Linked DNA regions of Homo sapiens: all the other regions are linked to region 2. Evidence: read pairs that join two places in POLR2A ChIA-PET (ENCODE). Cell type or tissue: MCF 10A. All regions are shown on one strand. Each heading gives the region's core, and the rest is flanking DNA. Links, peaks and the distances in the headings are about the cores only. Region 1 overlaps EFNA5 (ephrin A5). Region 2 overlaps EFNA5 (ephrin A5). Region 3 overlaps EFNA5 (ephrin A5).

Region 1 (10,921 bases), core at 3,741-8,740, 120 kb before region 2:
GTACAGGTCTAGCTCCAACAGCACCTGAGCTGATGCTGCGTATGCATGCTCAGAAGGTTAAGAGGGCACCTGGCAGTAAATAACTGTTTTCATAAGAGGAAATTACAATTAACAGAATAATTTCCACAAGTCCCTAAATATCCTCTTTCATGTTCTTTATTTAACCTTCATTTAAGAGCCCTTGAAATTCATTCATGCTTTCCTAAAAAATGACTAGGGACAACTTGAAACAGACACAATTCCCTAAACTCATTCTTTAAATAAAAAGGTGCATTATTGCAGCTTCACTAAAGACCTGTGGGAGTATACAAAGCGAATAGAAGGACTATTTTCAAATAGAGACCCGATATAATTCTTAAAAAATATGCTGGCTTTCAAGGGGAGAAAATTGTTCCATTCTATTTTCAAAATAACACAAAACTTACAAAGAAAAACTAAATAGTTTTTGGTGACTAAGATGTACTTTGCATCTATATCTGGGTACTTACTATCTGATTTTTGTGCCATATGTATTCTCTTCCCTTTAGAAAACGTTAAAATTTGTCGGTTTCCCAACACTGCCCTTCCACTCTTCTGTATTAATACAAGTGTGTCTTAAAACACCATGTGCTAGTACACATACTTGAAAAACTAGAGGAGGTGCACCAGTATTTGACCACAGTCCTACAGAACATTTCAGTTATAAACCTCTTCAATCTTAGAGAAGTTGATGCTACAGTAAATAATGCTAAAATAAGACTTCAGTAATCAAAAACATTTTTCAATAACAAAAGTAAAATGCACACACACACACTGAAGCAAATATCGAGTGTTTCATTGTCAGAAAGTACATTGTACTTACAAGTCATTTCCCCTGCAAGAGTAAAAGACAATGAACAGTGAAAAAGACTACCTCCTGCTTTGATAATTGTGCCATTTTGACACTCTTCTATTTCAATAAGAAAAACTATGTAAAAAAGGTGATTGGTGTGAACTGTCCAGAGCAAAACAATTCTTAATGTAGATGACTAAAGTAAGGCACTGAAAAATCAGACATCAAGAGGAATGAAGAATTCCTTATGCATAGTAATCCTAGCATAATGCTCCTTAAGAATATAGGAAATGGTCTTAAAACTTAATCTTTATGCATTTATGAAATTTTTTACTGAACTAAAATATCAATCTGGGATATTCAAGTTGCCTTAACTTTTCAAAAAATGCAAAACTTTTTGGACTTGGATTACTGAAGTTGTTATTTTGGCAATCAACTGGTTCCTTAAACAATATTTCATCGAGACTCAAAAATCAGAAAAGAGTTGTGATTATTACACCCATTTTACAGATGAAGGAATTGAAGCTCAGTGAAGTTAAGCACATTGCCCAAGTTCCCACAGCTAGTAAGAGCACAGAAAGAGGATTCAGACCCAAAGCTACACTTAACCAGAGTCTGTGCTTTTAAAAAAAAAAAAAAAAAAGAAAAAAAAAAAAGAAAAAAAACACACGCAAACAACAACAACCATGTTCCACTCTCTGCTTTGATGTTATGTATTCCTAGCATATTATTTTTTTAAAGTACTAAAATACGAGGGAACTGCTGGAGAGGGTGCAGTAAAACTTGAGCCCTGTAATTTATCTGCTTTTCTAAAAAACAAAATTAGAAATTTAAAAAATTAATTGGTTTTTTGCCATATGTGGTTTATTATGGCATTTATCCATGCAATAAATATTTCCTGAGTAACTCTTCTAGATGCTGCTTTCTGCAATTTTTCTTTGAAATATATAGCTTTTCATCAATATTATGGCTAAGCAGATTATCCATATTATGGAAAACTTGCACTTCTACGAAAAACTATATTCTGAATTCTAAACAACTCACCTGCAAATAAGGTTTTGAAACACATCGATAGTTAAATGAGGACTTTCTTCAAATTAGTTCTGTTTTACTAGTTTTACTGAATATTCTTATACTTTTAAAAGGTTAGCCAATAACTGTATTGTACAATCAAATGATTTCTGAAGCTGATCTTGATCATTTTAATAAGATAGCCCTTAGGAACTTAGGTTACTTTGTTTTAAAAATTGTACAGTGAATATTAAAATTGCCTCATGGCTTAAGATAAAACTGTAAACTTTTAATCTAAATACCTAAAGCTGAGAATTAGCAGTTAACCACATACATTTAAGCATCTACAGACTATAGATTTAAAAATGATGTCCATAGTAACACAGAATGTCCTAGTAATAACTCAGATATAACAAATGCTGGAAAAATTCTCTTTTAGTATCATTTTCAGAAAATGACAATTGTCTTCTTTATTATAGATCTCTCATTAAAACATACTAATTCCTGAATCAAGTGTGCAATCGTAATTCAGTCTGGATGGTGAATATTCAGGACATTTAAGGAGAATTTCTTAGAAAATGCAACTTTTCTGGTTTCTGAAGTTATCTGAGTTAAAAAGGTCAACGCTTTGGGAAGATACAGTTGAAATATCTTCTGGAGATGGAAAAGTATCCTTTGGAGAGGAAAAAATGCAGAAATATGTTTAAAATTTATCTTTCTACCATCTGATTCGGGGTTCCTAGGAAGTGTTTATAAAGTAGAATTCTCTAAACAGTAGATGATGTCAGAGTGAGTGCTATTTGTTTCTAATCTGTTTTTAAAAAATATAAAGTGTATTTTTTCAAGTATAATAGACCCCAGGACTTTATCTCCTCATTTCTTTCTTTCTTTTTTTTTTTTTAGACAGAGTTTCGCTCTTGTTGCCCAGGCTGGAGTGCAATGGAGCGATCCCAGCTCACTGCAACCTCCGCCTCCCAGGTTCAAGCAATTCTCCTGCCTCAGCTTCCTGAGTAGCTGGGGTTACAGGCATGAGCTACCACGCCCGTCTAATTTTGCATTTTTAGTAGAGATGGGGTTTCTCCATGTTGGTCAGGCTGGTCTTGAACTCACAGCCTCAGGTGATCCACTTGCCTTGGCCTCCCAAAGTGCTGGGATTACAGGCATGAGCCACTGCGCCCGGCCCTCTTCTTTTAGTTGCTTACTCACTTAACTTCCTCCCAGATCAGCTAGTTCTCATCTGTGTGAACCTTTTTCAAGTTACCTAACTTTTCTGGGCCTCAGTTTCTTCACCTGTAAATAGGGAAAAAGAATAGTTCTTCGTAGTGCTGTTTTCAGATGGCGCCTGGAACACAGTACATGCTATATAAATTCTAGTTATCCTTACTTATTAAACATCTGCATGTGCCAAGCAATGTAATACAGGGCAGAAAGCAGGAACAGCTGTGAACAACCTACCATAAATATATAATGTCAGGGATGATAAGTGCCTGAGGAAAAATAAAGCACAGTAAAAGTATAGAGAATGCAGAGAACAAGGTGTTATTTTTATATAGAGAGGTCAGAGTCGCTGCCTCTTGGATAAAGACATTGTTTGAACACAGACCTAAAGAAAGTGAGAGCAAGGCACGTGAATGCCTGGGGCAATGGGAAGCCCAGGTAGAGGGACAATAAAGTCCCCAGGTCCCGATGTAGGAGTGTACTGGATAGGAGAGGGAGGAGGGCTGGCAGCTGAGTAGCCAGAATCAGGCAGACGGTGGTAGCAGAAGTCAGAGGCCGAGGGAATCAGGGAAAGGAGTTCAACCATGGAGGACCTTGCTGGCCAGGTTAGAGACTGTGGACTTTTGTCTGGGTGAGACAGGAAGTCACTGGAGGGCTGTGACAGAGCTCTGAGGCTGTGAGGCACTGCTCTGTCAGTGCCATGAGTGGGGAAAACAGGAGCTTGCTGCACTGGTAGAGACCACAGATAATGATGACTTGGACAGAGCAGCTGGGAGAGAACTAGTTCAATAACCCTAACACGCCTCTCCATTCTGCATTTTCCCTAAAAATGTACCTTTAACTAGGATTTATTGAACATCTACTAAGCAAGGTATTGACCTGGACCACTGTACGGATGTTATCTTTTACCCTAATGCTGCAGACCCTCAGATAAAATATAATAAAATTAGGATATTAAAGCTCCAAGAATTTCTGAAGTCAATTATAATTACATTATTTTACAGATGTAGAGTTCAAACTCCAGATGGATGAAATGATTCTCTCAAGATCATACAGCTAGTTAGGTCAAGAAAAGGACCTGGGACTCAGTTTTCCTTACTTTATAAAAGCATATATTCAAATCAGTGTTTTATGGAATTACAAAGATAACTTATTAAAAGGATTTCCCTTTACCCCTTCTGATGTAAAAATAACTGCAAAACTTCTATCAAACATATTCTCATTAGGTTAATATTTAAGAGTATCATTTCTAAATTGAGTATTTTTTAAGTTTCTAAAAGGAGTATTAAAAAAAAAAAAAAGACAGGGTTTTGCTATGTTGCCCAGGCTGGTCTTGATTTTTTTGGCTCAAACAATCCTCCTACCTCAGCCTCCCAAACAGCTGGGACTACAGGCATGTGCTACCATATCCAGCTAAAATGAGTATTTTTGAATTTTTTAAAATTACTGTTTCCTTTAGGAAGTCTATATAAACAACTATTGTCTTAATCAATTGACTGGCAGTTCTGCAAATCTATCATTGATATAAATACCGCCAACTTTCTGTAATTACTTTAGTATGCCAATCTCTTACCAAAATAACTCCTGTAGATTAAAAACAGTATTTGTCAGATTCAGAGATGGCCCCAGTCTACCTCAGCAATAATCAGCAATTATAACAACTTAATATACTGTCTGTTCCCAAGGAAAGGAGAATATAGCATAGTTATTCTTGGGAGTTAAAATAAAGGGACTAGAACTGCAAAGCATGTTTTATTTTTAAAGTAAATTGGAAACTTCATTTAGGATATTTTCAACTACCACATTTTCTTAATTTTATAAAACTCAAAGACATTAAGAAAAAAAGAAATCTGGTTGAGGATAAGGCAAATGTTGATAAGAATCTTCTGACTCATGTCCTCTCTAAGTAATGAGGTGAATAGCTTGTTATGAAATCCTTGTCTTCCCTTCCTCCAAATCTGTGTTTGTATCTGAATTTTGGCACTCCACAGTCTTCACTATACTTAAGCCTACTCCTAGCACCATAAAGCAGGATGGCCAAAAAGCTATAGCTTTCTTTTTTCTTTCTTTCATTTTTTTTTTTTTTTTTTTTTTTTTTGAGACGGAGTCTCACTCTGTCACCCAGGCTGGAGTGCAGTGGCTCAATCTCGGCTCACTGCAACCTCTGCCACCCTGGTTCAAGTGATTCTCCTGCCTCAGCCTCCCAAGTAGCTGAGATTACAGGCTCCTGCCACCATGCCCAGCTAATTTTTGTATTTTTTTTTTTTTTTTAGTAGCGATGGGGTTTCACTCTCTTGGCCAGGCTGGTCTTGAATTCCTGACCTCATGATCCACCCGCCTCGGCCTCCCAAAGTGCTAGGATTACAGATGTGAGCCACTGTGCACAGCCAGCTTTCTTTTTTCTAGGGAAAGTAAGAAGAGATTTTAAGGCTATGAGGAGCTAAGAGGTACTGCTGTCCTAGCAAGAACATTCTGTAAAATTGACTGGTGGGCAGTGAAGCTTGTTCCTGAGATCAGCAATAGAGCATCTTGTAACGTAGTAAGTGTGAAAATAGCTATTTCCCAATCATCTTGTTCATTCCACACACATTAGGGAAGAGGAAAATTCAACTGAGGGCCAATTCTCCCCTAAGAATCCTTTAGTTTAATTATGACCACAGTACATTAAACGTCTGTAAGACAACCATGTTAGCTCTGCTGCTCCTGACTGCAGTGGTGGAAGAGAAGAAACCCTTTCATTACTAAAAAGACAGGGAAGGATGCCTTTGCGGGTCGAAAACATGGTTGAAAATTCAATTTAACTGAACACCAAGCCACTGTGCTTCTTGTTAATGAACATCTTTTTGCTGCTAATTTTGTGCTATTTTACCTTTCATTAAAAAAAGTAATTCAAGTTAAACTCAGCTGAACAGCAAAAAGCTCTTCATATTTTGAAGCATTTTGGAACAATTACTTTGACGGAAGCCCTTGACAGTTAAATGACTCCGTTAAATGAATGTTATAGAAGTCACATAATGATTTTTAGTGAAATATTGAATTTAACCACAAATGAGGAAAAACCAGTCATAAGCGCTATGGGTATATTTGAATAATAACATCTTGCTTATGAAGCTGAATGAATTCTATAATTTCTAATAATCAGGCAATCAACTAGTTAGTTAGTGGGTATGTTCCTCATCTTGGTGCTCTCTATTCATTTTTGATTTTTGCTTTTGCTGTTGTTTTTTTAATCTGAGAAGCCAGTAAGAAAATTTCAAAACTAGCAAGAATTTTCTCTTACATTGGTATAGTATTTTACAGTGAGACAACTAATGAGTTGCTGTCCCACAAATGAAGTCCTCCTCTTTCCTTTTTCTCATATGCTGAATGAGATTCTTTCACAAAGTAAAAAAGCAATAAAAGTCAAGAACATGCTGCCTGAGAAGTGTGAATTCACTGTATGCCAGTGCTTCCTGCATCTGTGGGACTCAATATTCCTTTTCTTGTTTTATGGATCAAATGTGAGATAGTATCAAGGCTTTTGCATGTTTTCTCATGACTAATGACTGAAATATGTACTGAAATAATAAAACTGGTACTGTTCAATTTCCTTTTTAAATTCAATTCCAATATAAGTGACAGTTATCATTGTGATGGTGAAATCTGACTTATTATAAAATTCTGTTTTCTGGAGAAGGAGAGGAGCTAGAAATCCCTGTAGACTTAAACCGTGTAAGTTGTGAGTGGGTAGGGACATTTGGACTGAAGAAATGAGTCAGAAAAAAGAATGTTCTTGTTTGTCTGGCAAGCTGGGGTGAAAGTCGATGCTAAGCATACTGAGTGGTATAACTTGGATCTCTACCCACTGTGTGTGGTTGCATTTCCTGATTCTTCCAAGCAGGTGAGGCACAACTTTCTCCATGTTCTCACTACTCCCTGAATTTATCTTCATCATCAGCAATTGTCGACTTATACTTTAATTGCCTATTTACATGTCTGCTCCCCAGTGAAAGGTCACTCCCTAAGAACAGGGAATATCTTTTCATCTTGCATCCCCCAGCATTTCTCAGCTCAGATTAAGCTGTCCAATAAATGTATTTTTTAACAAGTAAACTTTTAACCTCTTCAGTTGACAGTGAGAATACATGGGAAAGGCCAGATAGTTTAAATATAAATACTAGTTAAAGTCCAGATACACAACAAGCTGCTTAAAGTAGCTACCACCTATAATCTTGCTACTCAAAGTGTGGTCCACAGTTCAGTAGCAGCAGCAGCATCTGGGAGCTTCATACATCCAGAATTTCAGGCCCTGCCTTAAGACCTCCTGAGTCAGAATGCATTACAAGATCCCCAGATAACACTATGCACGGTGAAGTTTGAGAAGCATTTACCTATAACATATGATAGTAGGAGGTATGAAGAAGTGATGGGTATATAATGGAGAAGAAACAAGGCCAGGCATTCTGATTAATACAGAAGTCTACTGAGAAAGTTTTAGAGCTCTCCCAGGACAGAGTCACTCAATGCTCACAGGTCGGAAACTCGCTCATACCAGTTACCTTGGAACCCCTTCTAGACACTTCTTCACAAGTCTTTCCTGTTTAAAGACAGAGCTACTCTTAATAATTATCTTTTCTCCTTGCTGCAAAGAGAGTATTTATCGTCAACATGCTGACATGTCCAGGAGTTTTGGCTTCCTCCACTGAAAATGTGGAAGATTGAAAGGATATTGCTGACACCTGAATAAGAAATCCAATGACTCCAAGCTATGTAAATTTAATTATTTCCTTTAATTTTTTTTTCAGGAGTCTTTTTTTCTTTTCCTGAGCTTTGGAGAAGTCCTGGCAATTTTCATTTAAAAAAAATACAAGTCAGCAGTGGTTCAGTGAACAGGCTGACACGTAATTTCATAGGGGGAGACGCGCTCTGTCTTTAATCTAATTTGTGCTCTCAATTCCCAGCTAATGTATCTAGGGATCCTGATGTACGCATTTACAAGGAGATATCTGTAATGCAGAGTCCAGCTCTCTGCAATTCTCTGAAACATGGGTAAAAAATTAGTCTGGGTTCTTGCAGCTGCCCTACAACACGATAAATCTCTATATACTCACAGATGTAGAAATATTCTCGGCCTGGCCTGAATTCAAATCCTAGAGAAAAGGGAGTGAAGAGCTGGAATTTTTCAGAGAACTTCAGCGGTCCATTTGGAGAGTGAGGCCGGTTACATTCCCATCTCTTGAACCCTTTGGAAGTGTGGTCGCAGGCACTGTAGCCATCAAAGTTCACCATGTAGAGGACATAGCGCTCAGTCTTATCTTCTGGGACGGAGTCCTCATAGTGAGGGCAGAAAACATCCAGGTAGTCATTGATACAGACATCAATATGGTAGTCACCCCTCTGGAATCTGTTAGAAAAAGAAAAAAAAATGTGATAATTCATAGAGAAAGGGCTTTCTGCTTGGAATCAGTGGTTAAGCCATTCAATAATTTTGGAGCTAAAGCATCTAGTATAGTAAGTTCTTACTGAATGCCATTATGATTTGGGGCATGGTTTGAAATGTTGCAGTTCCCAATCTAAGCCACAAAAAGCCATTTTACAGTGAGATTCCATTATATTTGTTTCAAAATATCCTACAAACTAAGTGCTTTGCTTTCATTTTAAATATTATATTAAATATCACTCTTTCAAACTGTGGAACTCTATAGAGGTACTAGTGTGCTGTTTTCCATGTTTCCTTTCATTCTTAAAAATCATATATTAAAACAAAGTTTTTATATTTTTATAATAGTGTTTCACTTGATAAATATTTTTGAATAAATGAATGAGGAAATTAAAGAACAAATAAATGACCGAATTGTTTTTTGTTATAGTTGAGGCCATTTTCCACTTTCTATGCAAATGAGAATTACAGCCATAAAATTGGGAGAATTAGAATCATAACATTTTACAGTTAGAAAGACAATTCCTAAAACACTTCCATTTTAGAGAAAAATAAAAAGACATAAAGATGAAGCAGTGAGTGATTGAGCCAAACCTAGTATGGAGACTTCGGATCCCAGTTCAGTGCTTTTCTTAGATCTGCTACGTCAGAAACTTATTTTAGTGCATCTCGATTTTGATGCAGCATCTTTTCCATACTGAGAAAACAACCCATCTAAATCAAATGGCTCTTCCCCTCATTTCTTTTAATCCCTCAACAGGTCATGTTCTAGAGCTGGGCTGGTGAGTAATGAAAGTAACAAGCCAAATGAAAATAGCCAAAACCACGGCTAATTCATCCTAGTTAAAAATGTACACACCTGAATACACACACCTCCCACCACAAACACCACACTGTCTGCTTCAATTCTCATCTCACAAAAGTTTTGCTTATCTGTTTTAACTAATGTGTCTTTCCCCATCAGTCGAACAGTATTTCCCAAGACACAACGATGTGTGAAACAGGAACTGTTATGCATACAACTTTCTCAGTCTAAAATCATGGTGGAAAAGCGTACAAAACTCCTTTGTTTTTAGCTGGTGAGGAAATTCTTCTCTGAGCCCTCAGAAATTTCATCATAAAATTGTGTTACTGCTGAAATACAATGCTCATAAAGTCATATAATCTCCAAGCTGGACAGTCTGAGTGTGAACACTTCCCAGTGGCAGTGAGATAGTTTATTCCATTTTTGGACATCTCTAGATGTTGGAAAGTTTCTTCTTATATTCAGCATATCCGCTTCTGTGTAATTTCTACCCAGTGATCCTACTTCTGCTGCCTGGAATTACAAAAAACAAATCAAATTCCTCTTCTGCAAGGGAGTCCATAAAACATTTCAAGATGTCAGCTATATCTCTCTATATCTTCCTTTCTGCAGACATTTGAAAATCTTGATTCCCTTGGTTCTTTCTAGTATAGTTCCCAGGCTCCTCATCATTCTAGATTCTTGACCCTTCTCATAGTCTCCAGTTTCCCAGTATATTCCCCATAAAATGCAGCACCCGAACATAAACATAATAACGACCTCTGACAGTTTGTGACCAATGTCCACCCCAGTAGAAATATACCACCTTCTAGCCGGGTACAGTGGCTCACGCCTGTAATCCCAGCACTTTGGGAGGCTGGGGCAGGCGGATCACTTGAGTCCAGGAGTTTGAGACCAATCTGGCCAACATGGCGAAACCTTGTCTCTACTAAAAATACAAAAAATATTACCCAGGCATGGTGGCATATGCCTGTAATCCCAGCTACTCGGAAGGCTGAGGCACAAGAATGGCACGAACCTGGAAGGCGGAGGTTGCAGTGAGCTGAGATCACGCCACTGCACTCCAGCCTGGGTGACAGAGTGAGACTCGGTCTCACAAAAGAAAAAAGAAAGAAATAGACCACCTTCACTCTGGATGCTAAATATTCATTGACAAGCCAAGATACTCTTCCGAGAGACAACATTGTGAAAAAGTAGAGACACCATTCATTTTGACTAAGTAGACCTAGATTTAAGAACTGGATCTGCTGTTGGTTGAGTGGGAGAGTCATAAATCATTCTGAGCCTCAGTTTCCTCATATGTAAGTTGGGCTAATCATGAGAACCTGCCTTGCTGGCCTCTGGTGGCTGCTTCAAGCCTTAGATAAGGAAATGTATGGAACAAACTGTGTAGATGTAAACCACTGTTACCATCATCAGGATATACCAAAGCATATTAAAATAAGTAAATAAAATATTAATTTTAAAATAATAGCAGTAAGAACATACAACAGAGATAAAAATAATATGTATATTTCCCCTTTTAAAAATCCAAAAGGAAAATCATATAGAAATGTTAAATTCTGTCCTTAAATGTCAAATGATCCATAGCAACTCCACTTGACCCTTGCTCTTGAAAAGCAGCATGCTGATTTACACAAGAGAAATAAGGACAAAT
Region 2 (10,921 bases), core at 3,625-8,624:
AACATGGCAATCAAAAAATATGTTTTGGCACTGACAATAATTCAAAACACAATTTACAGTTTGGAGACACAGGGAACACACGGCACCCTCAGGAAACTTATACTCAATAGGATAAGAAGTAGATTTTTCGGCCGGGTGCAGTGGGTCAGGCCTGTAATCCCAGCACTTTGGGAGGCCAAGGTGGGCAGATCATGAGGTCAGGAGTTTGAGACCATCCTGACTAATATGGTGAAACCCTGTCTCTACTAACAATATAAAAATTAGCTGGGTGTGGTGGCGGCTGCCTGTAATCCTGGCTACTTGGGAGGCTGAGGCAGGAGAATGGCTTGAACCCAGGAGGCGGAGGTTGCAGTGAGCCGACATCGTGCCACTGCACTCCAGCCTGGCAACAGAGCAAGACTCCGCCTCAAAGAAAAAAAAAAAAAATTGAAGTAGATTTCTCAAAACTAATCAACAATTAGCAACAACAATTTCTTTCATTAGTATATTGGTTTATAAGCTAAAAACATTTGTCTAGACTGGGTGTGGTGGCTCATACCTGTAATCTCAACACTTTGGGAGGCCGAGGTGGGTGGATCACTTGAGGTCAGGAGTTTGAGATCAGCCTGACCAACATGGTGAAACCCTGCCTCTACTAAAAATACAAAATTAGCCAGGTGTGGTGGCAGGTCAAGGTGGGCAGATCACGAGGTCAGGAGTTTGAGACCATCCTGACTAATATAGTGAAACCCTGTCTCTACTAACAATATAAAAATTAGCTGGGTGTGGTGGCGGCTGCCTGTAATCCCAGCTACTTGGGAAGCTGAGGCAGGAAAATCCCTTGAACACAGGAGCCAGGAGTTGCAGTGAGCTGAGATCGTACCATTGCACTCCTGCCTGGGCCACAAGAGCGAAACTCCTTCTCAAAAACAAAAACAAAAACACTTGTCCATTCATAATCTTATTTAATCTTCAGGATGATTCCATGAGAGATCATGAACATTTTACTGATGACAAAAGTAAGGTTCAAAAAGGTAGAGTGCTTTTTTTAGCTCACACAGTTATTAGGTAACAGAGCCATGCAAACCAAATTTCTGAATGTTTTACCCTACATCCAGGGACAAACATCACGCTAATTACTGTGCAGTATTCAAAAGAATTAAACTATGGTCGTGAGACCTCAGAGGAGGTTGTAAGCTAGTTATGGAAAGAAGCCAGATACACACAAATGATTAGCACATAATACACTGGAGTATTGGCAAATATTAAATGATGGAGGTGAGTCAGCTGTCCTCCAGGGCTGAAGAAAAGGGGTATATTGAGATTAGAATGGTGGGGAAGGCTATTTTATAGGGTGGACCTTCGACTGAGTCTTAAAAGATTGATAAAGCCATTAAGCAGGAAGAGGGGAAGCAGAAGCTCGATGTATAATGTGTCTTGTTATAGTCAGTCTGGAAATGTCAGGCTAAGAATAATTCCACAAAGGGTGCATCTCCAATTTTCATTTAGTACGTAGTTTGAGGCCAAGAGGAGTTCACTACAGCTGAGTTTACTCAACATAGGGAAGCACCTGGATTCTTCTCTCAGATTTGTCCATCCAAATTCATTTTCTTATAGGAAAAATAACAATTTAATTACTGAGGTACTTACTGATGTTTACTGAGTACTTACTGAGCCTCTATTATGTGCAAAGTACTATGCTTGCCATTCTGACAAGTACAAAGCACTGTTTATGCTCTTGAATCTCACTGGGCACAGACACAAAAATTTAGATGCCCAAATTGAATATTCCATTACTGAGGAACATAAGAATGGTCTGAGCAGTAAGTACAATGAATGTACAGACAGGAAGTGGGATTTAGATGAGCTGGATACTGACATGGTAGTCTTGGCCACTTAATAGCACAAGCAAAGCTGACAAGGGGGGATGAGTAAAATGTATTCAGTAAACTCATCTGACAGTTTGTGTAGTATCTACTCTGTGGTAGGGTGGTGTAAGCCATTGGAGATACAAATTTCACCAGGAATGTAGAGCAGGCATAGAAGATTCAAGAAGAGATAAAGTGGTTACTCCACGCTATGTTCGTAATTTTGTATTCCATTTGTAAAGTCCGAATTCAGCTGCAATGATGTCATGTGAACATCTGGGTCCTGGGTGTAGGGGTTGGAGGAGAATGTGTACCTTTCTAAGCAGTGGTTCCTTTGAGGCATTCAGCTTTTCTCTTTTGTCAAGGCTGCCTTGCTTTGATATGGTTTCTGTATTTCCGGCTTATACAATTAACAACTGCACACATGGGAACAAAAGCGACTGTCACAACATTCACAGCTTGTGAGGCATAAGACACAGAGTATGCACTGGTACACTAATGAAAAGGCAGACTTTAAAATCCCATTCATACCCCAGAAAGTTCACAGCACACTGACATGTCCTTGGGAGCTGCCTGGAAACACTGGGTTCTTTGAATGTGGTCCTGATCATTTTCTCAGAAAGATAATCATGCCCTACATGCCTGGACTATTTAAGGCCACATGTGCTAATTTAATTTACGATGCTAAAAAGAGCTGCACCATTTGCGAAGGCAGTGGAATGCAAAGGGCTGCTCCGAGCCCTGTACACACAAGGGATCCCCCTGATCCTCTGACACTGGGAAAGAGAGAGCAATGGAAAATACTAGCTGTGGCATGGCTGTGGGTAATAGTGCTTAATCCATGACCACTACAAGCATGGAGATATGCTTGGAAGGGAAGTGAGATTTAAGCAGGGGAAGGAGAATCACTGACTTGGAAAACTGTCTCAAAAAAAAGAAAAAGTCTTGCTCTTTTGCCCAGGCTGAAGTGCAGTGGGGTGATCTCGGCTCACTGCAACCTCTGCCTCCCGGGTTCTAGCAACTCTCCTGTCTCAGCCTCCCAAGTAGCTGGGACTTCAGGCACATGCCACCATGCCCGGCTAATTTTTGTATTTTTAGTAGAGACGGGGTTTCACCGTGTTGGCCAGGCTGGTCTCAAACTCCTGACCTCATGATCCACCCACCTCAGCCTCCCAAAGTGCTGGGATTACAGGCTATAGGCACAAGCCACAGCGCCCGGCCAGAAAACTCTTAAATGGATACAAACCAGTCAGCATACCATTGGTGACTCTATGGTTATTTAACTCTATGGTTAATTAAAAGGAGAAAGTAGGAGAGGGAAATCATGGAAAGAATCATTCACGCCACAGCTAGAGGTCAGAACAGGCTTTCGAATGTGGCTTTTGAAGTCACACCTTAGCTGGTGGCTTCCTGCCTCAAACTACATGTAGGGATCCATAAGGTGCAACATCTGCCTTTCACACAGAAATGCTCATCAGCTTTTCCTTAGCCATGGACTATTTGTTCTAAAGGATTCTAAGAGGGTGAAGGAATGCTAACTCCTTAGACAGATGATCTGACAGATGGACTCAAGGGAGGCAAGGCTCTATCCTGGGGGTGAAGAGGGGGAGGGGGCAAGAGTCAAAAAGCAAACAAGGAAAACACAAAGGGCATAACATTCTCAAGCTTTATGAACATACATAATTATGCCCATAACTAAAATACATAGTCAAGACAGAGGAAGCACAAAATAGTTATTCTAATGTATAATCTAAAACCAGATTGAGAATGCATGACAAAACCTGTTTATATAAGTTTGCTACGGCTGTAAAAGAATACAATATAAAAAGAATCCCATTTATTCTTGCACATATTTAAAAAAGGAAAAAAGTCTCATTGAAATGAAAATTATGTCACCGAACAAAAGCTGATTATCTGCTAACTTTCTGCCCTAATTTTATGAAAACAGTATGGCAAAAAATATGAGCAGATTGAAGAAATAATGTAATTGTATAATACATATGAAAATGTTCCCCCAATCAATGAGGTAATCAAAGATATAGAAAGTCAATCACTTTTGCTATAAATTATTAAAGCTAATGAAAAGATCACTCAATACTCTCAGATGCTTTAGGAGTAAAAATTTGTAAGAACTTATCAAAAGCATTATTCAATATACTTATACTTTAAAGATCTTAAAAATGTTCACAGATTTTGAGTGAGAAAGCCTAATTCTGGGAATCTACCCTAAGGAACTCATTAGAATATGAATAAACATTTCTGTTTAGAAATTTTAATCAAGAAAAAAAATTAAGGCTGGGTGCAGTGGCCCATGCCTGTAATCCAGCACTTTGGGAGGCAGAGGCGGGTGGATCAGGAGTTCGAGACCAGCCTGGCCAACATGGTGAAGCCCTGTCTCTACTAAAAGTACAAAAATTAGCCGGGCATGGTGGCGTGGGCCTGTAATCCCAGCTACTCGGGAGGCTGAGGCAGGAGAATCACTGGAACCCAGGAAGCAGAGGATGCAGTGAGCCAAGATTGTGCCACTACACTCCAGCCTGGGAAACACAGCAAGACTCTATCTCAAAAAAAGAAGGAAGAAAGAAAGAAAAAGAAAAAAATTAACTTTTATAAAGATTTCAATGGGATGTAAAAGTAATTATAATAAGTGATGAAAATTAATTATTAATATAATTACATAATTATATTCACGGTATGATTATAGCAAGGTAGAAAAATCAAACAACAAATGAAAACTTTCATAAGTATACAGACAAAATACTGAAAGTTAATTTATCAGAATGCCAATAGCAATTATCTATGTGTTCTTATTTTACTTTTAACTCATTAGAATTTTACAAATATGTTACACATGATAAATGTTATAATCAGAAAAATGTAATCGAAGCCTAACTCTAGCAATAGCAATAAAAATCACCACAAAGTTACTTCATGAATTATTTAGGAAGAAATAACATAAAATAAATTAGATTAGCACTGATATAGTCAGTTTTCTCTAGTATAACATTGACCTGAAACTTGTGTTGGTTACAGATTGCACTGAAAGAGCCAGGTGGTTTTGTCTAGCAGGCAACTTCTGTGTATGCACACACACAAATCCCAGATTGGGACAGACACACCTCAACTTCAAGCTCAGTAAACTGAAATGAGGAAAAAAAATTTCTTTTGAAGTAGCCCAAAGCTTAACTTATAGATTTTATACTTGATAAGAGGATAGGGAAGAAATTAGAGCCATCCTTTGGGAACTTGACTCAGTCACATGTGGGAAATTTTCCTGGTTGATCTGTAGAAATAGGCCAGCCACCATTTTAATTATTCTCTCTGTTCTACCATCTTTAAACATCTAAATTATTTTTGTATTGTAAATGTTTGGCAAACAGACTACAGTTTTATTTTTATATCTGTGTTGTTGAAGAATAAAAGTGAACATCCTTCAAAGTCACAAGTTCTGAAGCAAATGATATAGAAAAAAAATTTAACACTGAAAATTCTGAAAAATCAACTTTCCCAAAACAAATCACGACATTTTGTTAAGATCTGATTATATTTAACTCTTCTATTTCCCATATGCTGAAAGAGTTCATATGAGACAATGGGGCCACACTTTCAGGGGGAAAATAATATGTCTTCTTAAGTCTTTCTAATTTTAAAGTTCTCAGGATCATAATATTGTTTAAAAAAAGTCAAAATCTTGAAAAATAAGAAACAAGAGCCTCCTGCTTCCCAAGCTGTACTGAAAGGAAACTGTCAAAGAATAAAAAGTCAACTCTGCTAAGAGTTCCATTTCTCTGGTCCTATAGGCACAGTGAGAATTTCCTGTGGAAAAGACAAGTACAGCTGGTGTCCAATTAGTAAAAGATGGTGATGAAAGGATATAGTTATTCAGGGTCTGTTCTTTGAAAATGATAATGACCTCTGATTTCTAAGTTCCATAAGTAGAGTCTGCCGCCTGCATGCAGGCTGCTCATAAACTTCCCACTTTCCTTTTTCTGTCTGTGTTGTTGTGGTATAAGGGGGGGGTGCGGGGAGGGGGTAGGTGCTGGAGGTACAGAAGGTCATGCCTTCTCTGCCGGCAAATATGATTAATGTGTGTACAGGGAGGAGAAAAACGCCACTCACCTGGCTATCAGCCAGCCTGACTCATGCCTCTGGGCATCTTAGAACACCAAATATCCAGCAACTCTGGCTGGGGTCTAGAGAGATGTCTATTAGCTTTCACAATGTCTGGGTTAGGAAGGTGCTTCTAATCTTGTTTGTAATAAATATTAGTTCAATTGTTAGAAGTGTTTTTAATCACCTAAAAGGAAGTAAACAGGCTTGCCTCACAACCTCGACAGGCAGTGTATGTGTGACTTGTTCTTTCTATCCGGAATCACTCGGTTCAAATGCTCAGAGGGAAGAAAGATGGTCATAAAATAAAAGTGTTATATTAAAAATAAATAAATAAATAAATAAAAAGTGTTGACCTCACCCAGGCCCATTTACCGCACTATTTACACTATTGCCACACAGCCTGGCAGCACCAGGAACCTGTGTTCCCAAGAAATGGAAGAGGCCAGCAGGGAAGCACCCATGGGTCTGCTCCAAGCCCTTCCTGGGCAGGGCTTCCCGGCAGAGTTACACAACAGCTGATACATCTGTGCACACTCCCGGAGCCTCCACTCCGACAGGAGCTAAATTCATCCATCAGTGAGAAAACAAAGTAGAAGGGAAAAAAAGCTGGGGACTCCAGGTTAAAAAACAACCACAAAAGATTTTCAAAGCAACTTCTTCAAAGGCCCTTTTATATTTATTTTAAGGAGACATTTCAATTTAAGTGACGTTGTCAATCATTTTCTTTTTCAAATATGACAATGCTATTTTACCCCTACTTCTTTCTCATGGCTGGATGGAAATGAAGGGGAAAGTTATCTTCCTTACCCAAAAAATCACACAAAGAACATCTTGGCAAGGGCAAATAACTTAAATGTTTTGTTTTCAGTGTTCTTAATTTAGCTATTTTCCATTAACTTACTATTGTCATAAAAAAGTGCTCTGATTAAATAAACTTTATATACAGCATACCAAATACTTTTCTGAAGTTATCGTTTGGGAATACAGCAGACTAAAAGAAAGGAAGAGCATGGGCTGCTGCTCACAAAGTGGTGAACATGCCAAAGTATAATTTAAAAAAAAAACCCTTTTTTCATAGGAATGAAAACCATTTCAGAAACCATTAAGCCAAAATGTAGGCTACAACCATAACTTTTATATCCTAATTATTAGCCTTGGTGAAATGATCGTGTGTATAACATTTAATATGCTGTAAAATGGGATTTCAAATACCGAACCTATAAGCATCTCTTACATTCCATAGATTCCGAAGATTAAAACCAAAATCAAAAGGTGCAGAGCGGCAGCTCTGCCTCCCTAACTCCGTGAGGGGACAGGAAATCAGGGTGTAGTGTGTTCTGGGCAGTCCAGGTATTTGAAAGAGAAGCAGCTTGTCAGGTGGGCCCTGGAGGGAAGCCCATTATATCTGTGGGGGTCCTGACATTTGGGGTAATCTAAACCTTGTTACTTGCGAATCGCCCCTGGTGGGAGGGAGATTTAGAATGGATGCCTCCTTACCCAAGCAATTAGATCATTTAGGAAACAGAGAAAATGGGCAATAAGGATCTCCCTCCTAGAGAGCACTTGCTGGTGTTCAATCAGATAGTTCTGACAACAGAAGATGTGGCATTTGCTGAACAAAACAGTAAATGCTGGGGCTCAGCCCCACACAGGGCTTTGAAAATCTCTCAACGCGTAGTGCACAGAGCATCACAAAGCTATCACCTAGCATCCATAGTGTCCTTGAACACCTGAGGACCAGGCAGAACAAGGATGCATTTTTTTTTGTGAGTAACCTCTGGGAGTACCAAATGCAAGGGCTTCTTACAGACCAGGAGCAAGGTTGTTCTTGAAGAGAGGTTGTGTTCTGTGAATGATACAAAACTCTGAACTTCAAATTACACAAAAGTAGCACTTGGAAAAAGCAAATGATGAATCCTTGTAAGTTCTAGAAATTATCTTCAGAGCCAACATAAACACTTTGAAGGAATAAGAGCAATTCAGGCGCTGGTCCTGCAGAATTAACCACTCCCTCCTCAGTGTTCTTGGGATATTCCTCAGTTATGGCACTCGTCACGTCACCCCATACTAGAATTATTTCTTTACTTGCCAAACTCCCTGAGTGCCTGGAGAACACAGAATGTCTTATTCCAATCACAACCCAAATATTTAGCACAATGCTTGGCATATTTTAATTGCTATTTAAATATAAGCTGAAAAAAATTAAGTAACTTTCTCAGATATGTGATAAACAAACTCCAAAAAACTACCATCATCTCTGATCATTCTTTAACTCCCACAATGTCTACACTGTCATTTTAGTTATCACTGTCTACATCCCCATCCTTGAGGCTGATTTGAAGCCATGTGACTTGTAAAAAATCCACTGATGACAAACATAACCGACAACATCTAAAAGGTGAATGACAAGCAAAAGCACATGATGTCTACCGTCTAAAGCCCTGTCTATATCTCAGCTGAGGAAATAAAAGTCACACATCGAACCTTTACTTGCCTTAAAGATGTGTGTGAAAGCCACATCTTTCACAAACATTACCTGCCTGTCACGGTATCAGGGCTTGGCCGAAGGCCTTAGTGTTGGTTCAGTAATATCGGCTGTAAGCCAGATGTTTCCAGAGCTATGGGCCACATTTTCAAAAACACATGCAGTATTTCTAATGATCTTATATGTTGGGTATATTGAGTATGAAATTGGTTTTCTACCAATCTGATTAAAAAGGAATCACCCGCAGGAAAATATTTCCTGAGGACTGCAGGAGTGAAACAGAGGCCAAAGAAGCACAATGAAAACACTGCAGTTCTACCTGGGTTTTAGCAAGTGAGCCCTAACCCTGTTTCATGAAGTAAGCTACCTGTTTCTATACTTGCATCCATTCATTAATTAAGGATGAGGATGTATTTATTTTTCCAGATGCCCTTACAGGATGATGTGGCTCCTAGATGGTTAATTACTTAAGCCAAGGTCAAGAACCTGCTATGGGAAAGCCACTTGGAGCTCCTCGGCAACTTGTGTTTAGCTCTTCAATCTGCTGGCATCAAAGGGAAATTTTCAACAGCACACAAATGCAAGGGAGTTTTGTTGGCAAGAAGGGCCTCTGATGGCTCTGTAATCAACTCGGCTTCAACAGGCCTTTTGCACAGACCAAAAGCAACTCAAACTTTTGGAAAGCCATTCGTTTTTTTCCTAATCGAAACACTGTCTCTTGTGTCCTAATGTCCTGTTGGAAGTGATTTCTATGAACTAAGAGAAAATTTTGTCTGTAGCAGTTTGAAAACAGAGCAAATGACACTTCTGCAAGCCTGACATTAGTGTTTTGTTTTTAATTGAAATCCAACATCAAATAACATGCCTGCAATCAGAAGAGGAAGAGTGGACCTTTGGAAAAATGGGGTTTCAGTGGATTTCACTGCCCAGAGAGATGGGGGCTGTTTTCCATTTCCCTTAAGCGATATCAAAAGTTGTATTTTTTCAAATACAGAAGTGAGAAGCAGAAAAAGGTAGCTTTCCTTCTCTTCCTGAAGTATAGAAAAGAGCTAGTAGACAAGTCTCAAAAGATAACACAATTTGTAGGGGCCGCCCTCCTAGCACTGGTGCGGCTGCTCTGCTCATCCTCACAAATCAATCTGGTCATCTCCAGCACATCTGCTCAGGTGCTGACAAATGATGAATTCCACCTCAGAATCCATAAGCAGAAAGAGGCTGGCTGATAAACAGCTATGAGCGGAAATGTATGCACCTTTCATAAGCAAGACAAATCACTCATTCTCACCAAATGCTTCCAACAGGAACACTAATTCTGTATTTATTTGCACAGCATATGTACTGCGTCCGAAGCAGTGCATTAAAAAAGATCTCAGGCAGCCAATTGCTTTGATTACTTTATTCATCGTAGTATTACAAGGGCTCAATGGCAGAGCAATGAAATAGGAAGCTAGTGAAGACTGAAACACCTCGTCAATGGCTTGTCAGAGTTGAAGGTTTTTCTGGTGCGTAAAACACACACACACACACACACACACACACACACACACTCTCACCCCTGGTGTAGGAAAGAATTTTTTTTTTAAATAAAATACTGTGGCCATGCATCTTAAATTTGCCATATGCCTTTCCTGTCAACCAGCAGTTATTTTTATTAATAACTCCAAGAACATATCATGGAATTCTTTTTTGTTTTGAGATCCGGTCATGTGACTCCTTCAACACCAGGGAACACTGGGTAAATTGTAATGTTCTAACATGCCAATGAATGGTCTCTTTTAGAGCCAAGTTGGTGATGAATTGATATTTGCTAAGGCCTAAGCAAGCACAGGGCACTATATATATTCCTTCTTCTGTGCTCTCTGCAATGATGGATGGAAGTAAGGAGCAGAAAAGAAGTCACACAGACAAGCTCAAACTGACAACCAAGCAACCACCAGTGGACTGTTTCAATCAAGCTGCAAAAGAAGTAGCTTTTTGTATTACTTACTGTAGCTTCATTCGCCTACTGTACACATGGATCATGGATACACTGTACCATTGGCCTGTCTGAAAATTGGAATGCAGTAGAAATAGCAGAAAAGATACAACTTCCTTCGGGCCCCTAGAGGAAGGTCTTTTAAGCAAGGCATTTTCCCATAGATGCCAGTACGGGAAATTCATGCTCCCATCTTCATGAGAGATCTGACTTTTGAGAGGAAAATCAAGATGGGTTTGCTGTTTTCCTTTAATAACACTCATACCTCCCAACAACAGAAACCTCTGGGACCACAAGACAGGTGTGATGGTGTCACATAGTATCCTCCAAGCTTTGTTCTAACAACAAAGCTCTCTTGGTTAGGAATTTCTGGTTTACAGTTTAAAATGTTAGCGTAAGACACTGATGTTCCAAAAAAAAAAAAAATACAAGCCTACTTCATGAAACCAATGCCTGTTGTGCAAATAAATACAGAGTTAGTGTTTACCCCTGGCAGGGCAT
Region 3 (10,921 bases), core at 2,829-7,828, 73 kb before region 2:
CTCGGGGAGCAAAGGGGAGAAATTCTGCACTTAATTTTCCGGAGAAACAAAGCATCACAGAGGATTCTGAGCCCAGACCTTCTCCTTCTCTGCTGCACTGCTCCTTCTCTAAGGTGAACAGTTTCATTTCCTGCCTGAGCTTTCTACAATGAAGTCCAATAACTCAGCTCTCTGCTGTCCTGACAGTTTAGTTAAACCTACAGAGGAAAATGTTACAAATACAATCCCAGGCAAGAGGGGAGTTGCCCATAGGCTCAAATTAACTACCAGTCCCCAAATAGCTAACCCTCACTTATCACACAGAAAGAATTCTGAAGCAAAACCAAATCCATAAGCAAAATTCATCACGCCAGGAAAGAGGAGAGGGGAAAATAAACACCTCAAGTCCACAACTACTGTTTCCAACTCTCCCTCCTCACTCTGCGTCCTGACAGAGACTATGTTCGCAGCCATCCCTCTGCCTGAAGAGGTAAATCTGTTTTTAATGCAAAACTCCTTTTCTCTCTCTCTTTTTTGTCCTTGAGACCAGCACTGAGCTCACCGAGGAAGCACGGCCTAAGGGTTTACACCTGTGACCCAAACTTTCCATTCTGTGTGAGGCTTTTTTTTTTTTTTTAAGAAAAACAATTCAAGGGAAGTTTCCGAACCACTGCTTTTCCTTAGGCCAATGGTTACCAACAGCGACAGCAAAGCTTTTCATTTTCAAGTGTGACCCAATTTATGACTTACATTACACCAGATTTCACCTTCACTTCTTTCCAAGGCCCTGCGAAGGCCGTCTTTTCTTGCATACTGGAAAGAGTGAACATCAACATTTTAAGCCTCTAAAGATAATGGGTGACGGTTACCTAACATGACAACCCAAAGTCATTTCTCCCTGTTTCCTAGATCTTGTTCTGTCACAACTTATGTAGAACATTAGAAGAGTTAATATGGACAGGTGAGTCCTAAAAATGAGTCTTGGACAGCTCATAACATGGCAGAACACCAAGGTTTCACCGCTTTACTCCAAAGACGCCACGTAAATGTGGCTTTGCCTCTTAAAGCATGAGCCAATATGACAGCAAAGCTGACATGGTGATCATGGAGTGATGACAGTTAGCTTCTGAGAACTTAAGTCCAACATAATTGAAAATCAAATAAATAGGTAGTTAAATAACTATCAGAGGTTTTATTCTCATGCAAATCCATCACAGCAGCGTAAGAAATGTAGGGATACAATCATGGTGACAGTCTTTGTTCAATCTCTGGCTAGTCCAGATTGCTTGCAGAGATGTTCCCTCATTTTAAATGTACTGCCATGGTGTCTTAGTATATCACGAGGGGAGAAAAAGGCCCCTCACAAAGATACACACACAATCCAAGCAGGATAGAGCCTGAGATCCTCACTGAAAAACAAAGAAAAAGGGAATGAACTCAGGTTCACGGCTACTGGTACCAGACATGTGCGGTGTGCTCTGCAACCACCTGCCTTGCCCACTACACCCAGCCACACTGTGAAATCAAGACCGGGTATCTCATTTTCAGCTCTCACTCATAGGAGAAAGTCGGGAGCAGGAGGAGGCAGACTAACTTACATCAAGTCACCTTGCTCCTAAGCACACAGCTAGGACCCAACCGCAGGTGCTTGTGACTCCAAAGCACTTTTCATCACACCTTGATTCCAAAGACGGTGCTCGAGTTATTTAGAGATGCAGCCCTTTGCTAAAAGAGTCTGCCACTGCACTGCCAAAGCTTCTTTCATGATACCAAAGTTCCACTGTGGATTTAGAGACAATAGACGGCTCATAAGTCGTGTTAAGCCATGATGTGTCAAAGGTGCAGGTATTAAATGCTGAGTCATTGCTATGCTTTGCAGAGATAATACTTCATCCTCCCTGCCCAGTCAGCTAGGCTTGGAGAAAGATAGCTCAAGCAGAGCCGGGCACCAGAGCGGAAATGCTGGGAAAGGTTTCTCTCTCCCAGACTCCCTTCTCCACTCCCACACCTCAGCAAGTCTCAGTGTCTGCCTGTTTTAATGATTCATGCACAGGAGAACAAGGCTGATGTCACGGGGCCAAATCTGGGTGAATGGAATGCTACCCTTCCCAGCTGTGCGGCATGAGGAATGTTCTCGCGAGATCGACTTAGAGAAATTTGCTTTGAGACACTTGCCTTTCTCACTTTCTGTCACAGTTAATGAAGTCAGATCTCCTGTTTGTACACCACTCACTCGGTGTCTACAAGAGGAGATAAGGCAAGCTCACAAATCCCTAGTCTGTAAGTTAGTGTGGTGAGTCTGGTAGGTGAGATGCACAAAGGCTTGAGCGTTTGGGGTGGGCCATCAGGAAAGGGCTCCAGAAGCATTGGCATTTGACTCCAATGTTGTGGGAAGTGTGATAGCTGGAGCTGGGGCAAATGGAAGGCGCTATACTAGGCTAAGAGAAATACCGAAGAAGAGATAACAATCCTAAATTAATTGGGAAGAGCGTTAGGTTTGTCTTAAGTATTTCTTTTATTCTTCCACAGCTCAGATTTCAAGCCTATCTTCATTGATGGAGCCTTAGTCTCAATAATAAGGAAAACCAATCTTTAGAAGATTACTAAGAGGTTACACAGTAATTTACATTTAAATAGGTAATTACTGAACAAAATCGAAATAAAAATCTAAAGGAATGATTGTAATGGTGGAATTTTAGACAACATGCCAAGTGGAGGGGCCATCTCAGCATCTATCAAATCTCATCACTTAGGGCAGTACTTTCAAAGTGAATACCTAGACCTTTAGCAGTGTGAGGAGAACTACAGGTGATATGTGGATATGGCATTAACAAACAATGAATGATGTAATGAGAAAAGTAACTCTATGAATCTTCTCTCAAGCAGTCAAGAAAAAAAAAGTCTCACTATAGTGCTAATAGGTCTTTAACACCTCTCTAGCACTGGCTAATCTCTCCTTTCAATAGAGAGAAAGAGCAGGCTTCTGGATCTGAGGCTTGTTGGCTTATGACAATAATATGTACATTCATAGCAAAGGGACATTTGGAAAAAGGCTATAAAGTTTCCATGAAAAAAATTAGGTAAAAAAAATAGTGTCTATTTGAAAGAAAAATATTAAGCAAATTCTGACATAGGTGATATGCGCACATGGCAAAAGTTGTGAAGGTGGCACGTGGATAACCAAAGTGTGAGAAATCCGGTCTCACAGCCTGTTCATCAGGCAGCTTTACCTTTGGGCTTTATTGACCTAGAAGTAAAATATAAGAGTCAGAGTCAGCAGGAAAAGCCAGCTCTGAGTGCTAATGGCAGCGGACCCAGAGGCAGGGCATGGAAATGTTACCACGCTGTCTTTCCCAGGCAGAAGCAGGAAAGAGACCAGTGACCCACTGTCCAAGGTCCTTTCCTTTGCACAGCAAATCAAAAATCATCAGAAAGAGGTAACAAACATAGGCTACATACATGTGGACATCAAAATCAGGCTTAGGGTTTTTCATGGGAAATTCATAATCATATTATAGCTATAAGAATGAAACATTTACAGCCAAACTTTCAATTATGACATAGCATTTTGTTCTATTTTCATGATCACACTTCGTTTAATGCTCAATATCACTGACATCTTGGTAGAACGGATAGCATACAAGCCATATACCATTCTTTTTAAAAGCAGAGTTATGCAAAATGTGCTTTAAAACATGTTGTGAAGAAATGCAAAATCACAGTTTTTAAAATGGGAAGAAATCTTGACTGCCCTTTGTTTTGTCAGAAGGAAAGTTTATCACCCAATAAAAAAGAAATTATACTTGTAGCTTTAAATAGGCAAGAATCACATTGTCAAAATGCACATATTTTCTTGGAAATAGTCACCCTTAGGCAGGAAAAACAAAATTGCTTTTAATGACAGAAATTTTTAGATTGTGCTTGGAAGGGAAGGGTGTTTATAAGAAATAAAGCTAATGAGTCAGAGAGCAAAATAAAATGAATGGTGCAGTTCCTCACTTGACAGTGCATAACTTGATAAGAAATCAAGCTCTGCTAGCAGCAATCATTGAAACGTCCATTCTGAACTGAATGGTGCCAGGTGACTGTCCTTAGAAGGAGGCACTCCTAGCCTGGAGGTGCTTTTGAAATCTTCCAGGACTAAAGAATCACACCCTTAGAAATTAAGGAATGTGTTCCTGGGTGTGCAAGAGTTAAAACCTCACCAATGTTGGCACTCTACCAGCTTTCACAGTTCTTTTGGTTGAAAGCTTACATTAAAACTCATGAAATTAAACTCATTAATTAATTCTTTGTGTTTTCTTAACAAGGACCCATCAGCTACATGTGATGTAGAAATAAACAATTGAAAAGGAAAAAAAAAATAGGCCATACAGGTTATTTGGCATCATGTAAGCATTAAGGAAATACAGCTGCTTCACTAAATGACATTTTTTAAAAAGAACAAGTCTGAAATGTTGTTGTCAAACCAGTTTATGTGTTGATAGGAGCACAGAATTTAATTACTTATGGGTGATGGAGGAGAATATAGATTCTAGCACACCTGGTAAAATTTAAACCACATTCTGCCACAACCACCAATGAATGTTTAGCAGGACCAACTAAGTGCTTAGCATTTTGAATTTGCAGGATCCAGTGCAAAATAAAAATGTGGGGCCCCTTGTTAAAACATTATTAAGAATTTCAAGATGGTAGCAGCACAACATTCAACCAAACACCAGGCCCTTTTGAACACTGGGTCCCATGTGACTACCCCAGCCCAGCATCCATGAAGCTGTTCCCTGCGCTCCTCAACTGCAGTTACACTTTCAGGCCCCTAAGAAAGTACCAAACCAGTGGTACAGACTTGCCCATCCTACATTCATAAGAAAATAGATCCTCAAATGCCCTAAACAATATTCCCCTTAATAGATTCAAAGATTGATCTAATTTTGGTATTTCCTCTTTCTTTTATTTTTTTTTGCAAGCCTGAATAAAGACTTCTCAAAATATTTCAGTTTCCTGCTGCGGAGCTAAGCCAAGGAATGGCTTGGTTGTTAACAACAGGCAGTTCAGTATATTGTAAAGGAAGAAGTTAACAATCATCTGAAAGTCAAGGCCTGTAGCCCACCACCTTCTGACTGACCTTGCCACAGTGGTGTCTTTCTTTTCTTGTTAATGTGTCTTTCAACACTCAAACAGGATGTCAACTATGAGAGAAGTTACTGCCCCCCCTTTATTTTTTTTTTTTACCACGCACCCAAGAGCTGTTTCCACATCACAAGAATCCCTGTTACTTTCCAGTGAATGACTGTGCATTGTGGCTTAATCTCAAAAGGAAGTAGACGTATAATACCTTAAAAGAAAACAAACATGCACACACAAATACCAGAAAGAGAAGTCATCCCACAAATTCCACCTCTGAATTCTAGCATCATTTCTTGTTTCTCCATTTGGAAGCTTCAAATTATTCTCTTTAACAACTCTTTCTAGCAATGAAATATGAAGAGGTGATGATTTCCTCCAAATTAGGAGGACATTAACAATTAAGTGTTAATGCGAACACCGTTAACAGTAATGCAATTATAACTGTATTCCACAAAGGGCAATAGGAAATAATTACTCTGATTCTCAAGTGATAGATAGTTCCAGGAGAATGAGATTCTCAGTCTAAAATTCATTAGGAGGGGCTCTGAAACTCACATACACACCTACAGCTGGAGAGCCGCTCCTTTGCTGTAATAACCCTGTAAGTGCCAAATCTGGCATTCTCTTGCCATCTGCTTTTAGTCCCAAAAAATGGCAACAGTGAGGGTCCTGGGAACACTAACTTGCTGCTTCTGGGGCTACCATACAGCACTCAGATCCTGATAGGGCTTATCTGAATAGCCAGAGATGCTATTTTAAGCCTCCAAGCTGGACCCAAAGCAAATGACACCCAATTGTTATTATACGGCTTCTGAGGATGATGAAGTATATCCAAGGAAATGACTAATCTCCAATTATCATATGCATGGCAGCATTGAGACTTGACCAGAGAGAATGGTATAATAGCAGTGAAACCATTAATGTCTGTGTCAGTCTTATTTGATTAAAATTGGAGGACTAAACAGAGAAGCTGATAGAATCAGTCAGTTGCTGAAGTTTTCTCCTAATGATGCATAGATGGGAATTTTAAAATGTGCCTCTAAATTCTATATCAATTCTCAATTTCGGCACTCCTTCAACAATTCATAAATTCTTCTCCCCTTTAATATTTTAAAGATTAACATTGCTGATAATGGATAAACTAAACTTTTTGAAATTTCACTTCTCTATTCTGTACTTTGTGGTGGACATGTCCACAAGAATGATGAAATGAAATCAGGACAAGGCGGAGGCAGGAGAATCACTTGAGCCCAGGAGTTCGAGACCAGCCTAGGCAAAATAGCAAGACCTTATCTCTAAAAAAAATTAAAAATAAAAATACACGAAATCAGGAGTAAGATGTCTTTTTTATCTCTTTTCTTCAAGAAAAACCCATCTACTAAGTTCTGATGATTTCTTTCTTGATATCCTTCTCAGATCTCTCAGAACCCATTTTAATACCGCAGGCTCATGCAATACTATTGTCACTCATGCAATTAGTATAATTACCTTCTAGCTGGTCTCACTTGTCTCCTTATCGCCTCCCAATTCATCAGGCTTTCCCAGGTTAGGAACCCCAGTGACTCCCTATTCTGTAAAATCAATTCTAATTTGTGCTTGGTCCTTCGCACTCCCCATATTTTGGTAGCATGGAACCTATCCAGCCTCAATTCCCAGGACTCTTCTGTAACCTGGTCTTCTCACCTGCTGTGCAAACTCCTACCTTCAGGCCTCTGTTGATTCCCCCTTTTTGCCTCCAATTCCCTCACTCCTCCACTGGGCTTTCTTCAGTGGTTAAGTTCTGTTAAGCTTTCATTACCTTCATAGCCCACCAAGATCTCTTCCCTTTCTGAGACTGCACAGGACTGAGGATATTATTACACTTAATGTGTGCAGTTACAGAGATTATTTTTTCTAAATCTGAGACATGGTCCCAGTAACATTTTATATTCCTTGGCATTGATAAGGATCATGTCACTATCTTGTCTTTATCCTTCATTTTGGGGCACATGGTCTACAAATTCATGCTAGTCAGTTGATGATAGAAACATTAATCCTCCAACTGAATAATGTAGCCTGGATAACCGATAATGAACTACTTCTACTAATAGGTGAATCCACTTGTAAATTATGGGTAGGGCAAGGCCATGTTGCTTAGTGATGGCTGGACCATGGATTGTGATTATTTACAACAGCTGAAAAGATGTATTTGGTGATCCATCCACATGTGAATGGTAACTAATGAAAAAAGAATTTAAACATCAAAGAATACAGTATTCTCCTTCATAGCTTGGTGTTGTAGCTATAGGGGATAATAAAGACAGTGATATTACATATGTAGTAGTTCTTACATGTAGTTGAAGATTTATCTATTGTTTCTTTTAACATTTAATAAGTTATATCCATGTCCATACGTTTTAGAAATAACTGCTATATTGTTTCAAAGAGTGCAAATAGCCTTAAGTCTGCAGTGATATACACAAGTTCTGAAAAGCTATAGATATTCACAGAAAACACATGCACAAAGCCATACACACAAAATATAAAGTTTGATTGAATAATTTATTATTCCAGAAAAACAAGAGTAAATGTGGATATTAAAGGAAATAAAGACAAATCCATTCTCTACAATGCTTGGGGGCTAATTTAACCTACAGTAATTAGACATCTAGCAGATCTCACAACTAGTCAAACCAGTACTTCCAAACACTTGTTTTATTACATGTTTTGTCACTAGGTTACGATGGCGTCATCAAATATTTTTATCGTAAGCGTCTATACTTGCAGTGACTCAAGACCGTGTTTCTCTCAGCTACTGCAAATAATAATGTTAATAGTATTAGTGATGATAAAAATTGTAACACTTTGGATGTTAAAAACACTAGAAGTTGTTAGTAAAGGTCTCTGGAGATTTCTACTCAGAATTTAAATGAGAACTTGAGATAATTCTTACACTCCTGGCTGCAAATTAGCAACCATCACTCCACAGCTTTCATATTAAAACTATGGGTACTTGAAGACTTTAGTCATTAATAAACTTTGCCCAAAGGACATTAGCAAAAGGCATGCTTCAGGTGATGGGATAGTGCCTCCCAGGACAGTGGGACTTGTCAGACTGTGCAACAGGATCCCATGGACCTGTCTCAATCAAGTTAATTAGAGACATCTGCAGCACAGAGATCAAGCCAAGCCAGCTCTGGCAGCTTATTTGCACCAAAAAGGTACAACTCATGTGGGAGGTAAGAGAGCTAGAATGACAAACAGATAGAGATCAGTAACGTGAGCTGGCTCAGTCATCTGAGTGTACTCACTGTTGAAATAAAGCTGGTAGGACCAAGGGATGCAAATGTCGAGCTGATGAAAAGGCTGAAGGATATTTGAACAAACCTTTGATATTCTTAGCCCCTGCAGGCATCTCAACACTGTAAATGGAGCCCCCAGTCTCCCTCCCCCCAGCACCTGCTTGAACTCTTCATTCACCTATACCTTACCTCCTGGGGTTGCTCTCACTCATTCCAGGGACCCCAGCCACCGTTTTTCTGCAAACAACTCTGCCCTCTTCCAAGATGTTGTTACTGATGGAGATCTGATGTTGGAAGTTGTAGCCTTTGTACTGCTGACATTGGTTGAAACTTTGCCTCTGAAACTTACACTCTATTCGACCCAAATCTTGACTCTAAAAAGCCACATCATTCCCCATTGCTTCCAGGTCTGATTTTTTTTTTTTTTTTTTCAGTCTGAGTCTACTCATCTTAGTGGAGTTTGGGTCTTTAAATATTTCTTTTATTCATTCTCCTTGTTGATATCATTCTTGAATTCCCTAAACATGATAGCAGCCAGCTTCTAATGAATTCCACTTATTCTACTTTTCATATACACACCAAGAAGAGCCAGGTGTCTGCTCACTGGGGAGGCAAATAGAACTATGCCCAAAGTCAGAATGTGACTACAACAGATTTAATTCTCAAAGCAGAAGGAATCTGAAAATACAGGTAGCCTAACACTCTACAATTTGGTGTGGAACAGATGCCAAACCATGACACATTCTTCCAGCTCTAGAACGTGTTATGATCCGATATTCTAATTCATTAACAATCGGATTTTCACTTGAATTTTTTTTTTTTTTTTTGAGACAGAGTTTCGCTCTTGTTGCCCAAGCTGGAGTGCAAATGGTGTGATCTCGGCTCACTGCAACCTCTGCCTCCCGGGTTCAAGTGATTCTCCTGCCTCAGCCTTCTGAATAGCTGGGATTACAGGCATGTGCCACCACGCCCAGCGAATTTTTGCATTTTTAGTAGAGATGGGGTTCCACCATGTTATCAAGGATGGTCTTGATCTCCTGACCTCGTGATCCGCCTTTCTCGGCCTCCCAAAGTGCTGGGATTACAGGCATGAGCCACCATGCCTGGCCTCATTTGACTTTAACATCCACATAGCAAATACATGACTATCATGCTTTTGACACAGATCTCCATAAAAGACAGATTGTAAACTGATGGCCTGTGAATCAATTTCGGCCCTGTACACTTGAGTTTAGCCAGTACAATGTTTCAGAGTCATCTGAACCAATATTTAGAAACCCAGAGATTTCAAATAAAGTACATGTTTCTACCTTCTCTTGAAAACTTGGATGATCAGATGCCACTGGCTCCACATTCTTCTTACACAGAAATATTCTGCTGGAGTGGATGACACCCAGTTTGTACACCAGGTCTGATTTTCTCACTTAGGTACCTGCCGGCTGCATTAGCCATGAAAGTTTGCATCCCTTGCCAAAGCACCCACGCCTTTGTCACTTTTCAGTATACCAAGTAATCAATAATATTTTACAGATTGTTTTCCATTTTAAGAAATGGTCATCAGCACTGAACAGCCACAATGGAGTTTTCAAGGATTTCAAACAGTCTGAGTTCAAATCTAGTATGTAAAAATTTCCCAGAGGATCAGAAACCCTTGTTGAGTTTTCCTCCAGGCATGACTAATACAATACAGGGAGGTGCTGTCATGCAACCATGCATCTTTGCATTACGAACGAGGAATGGTTTAATTGCAATTCACCCACCTATAGCATCCTGGGATGGCTTTATCCTGTTGAAGGGCGTATCTTTAGGCCACTAACTTTGTTAAAATATGTCAGGCCTGTTGGTATCAAATATTGGCTAACACAGGAAACACCACCTCAATCTTGTTAAATATTTTTAGCAAGAGGCCACCATGTTCCAGAATGATGCTGGCTGACCTGCCAGAGGCAAGAAGAAGCCCCGAAGATCTAAGACAACATAAATGAATGACTAATTAAGGGCCATTCTAAGGGAAAGGACAATTATGTTGACTCATAACTGTCTAGGTTCCTACCATTCAAGGCCTATACAATTTACATAAAAATCATTGTCATTAGAAAAGTTTCTGTCCCACTGTTAAGACAGTGTTTGTGCAATGTGAGGTTACTTCCTGCTTCCACAATATGACTGTGCTTTACTAAACAAACTTCTGAGCTAAGATGTTTACTTGACTGGGAAATGACTACTAATAAGCTGTTAAAGGATGTATCCTCAAGTTACTACTTGTGGCATTTGTAACACGCTCCCTGTTGAACAAAGGTGTCACAGTAGCACAGTGAATAAACAATCCTTTTTTCTCCCTGTAAGTTATACGATATTAAATGTTAATAATTAATTTGTCTTTGTGGATTAACATACAAGAGCTTTTCAAACAGGTACTGGTGCAACCCCACCCTTGTGAGATGGCTAATCATTTCACATACTTCACACTTACCCAGCTATCAGTATCACTGACCTCAGCTAGCAAAGTGTGAAACGGCAGATGGTTTGTAGTG

Evidence for each region. Peaks named below come from ENCODE experiments on the same cell type or tissue, not always from the same donor. Only the 100,000 strongest peaks of a DNase experiment are listed, where the experiment ranks them.
Region 1: POLR2A ChIA-PET joins it to region 2 with 20 read pairs; 7 of 35 experiments call an interaction of 5 or more read pairs at or near these places.
Region 3: POLR2A ChIA-PET joins it to region 2 with 42 read pairs; 5 of 35 experiments call an interaction of 5 or more read pairs at or near these places.

The regions. Positions count from the first base shown.
Region 1 is chr5:107,419,087-107,430,007 of GRCh38, forward strand. It overlaps EFNA5 (ephrin A5), which reads right to left. Exons shown (of 5, transcript NM_001962.3): 2 at 8,131-8,423. Among named protein-coding and RNA genes, the nearest start is that of EFNA5, 250 kb to the right of the region's middle. RefSeq lists an enhancer at 3,678-3,807. In MCF 10A, for the core only: no CTCF peak of the experiment used is centred there; DNase peaks (open chromatin) are centred at 4,985 and 6,825.
Region 2 is chr5:107,536,696-107,547,616 of GRCh38, forward strand. All of the region lies in intron 1 of EFNA5 (ephrin A5), which reads right to left. Among named protein-coding and RNA genes, the nearest start is that of EFNA5, 130 kb to the right of the region's middle. In MCF 10A, for the core only: no CTCF peak of the experiment used is centred there; DNase peaks (open chromatin) are centred at 5,966 and 6,426.
Region 3 is chr5:107,464,463-107,475,383 of GRCh38, forward strand. All of the region lies in intron 1 of EFNA5 (ephrin A5), which reads right to left. Among named protein-coding and RNA genes, the nearest start is that of EFNA5, 200 kb to the right of the region's middle. RefSeq lists enhancers at 1,088-1,589, 8,051-8,805, 10,274-10,423. In MCF 10A, for the core only: no CTCF peak of the experiment used is centred there; DNase peaks (open chromatin) are centred at 5,259 and 5,929.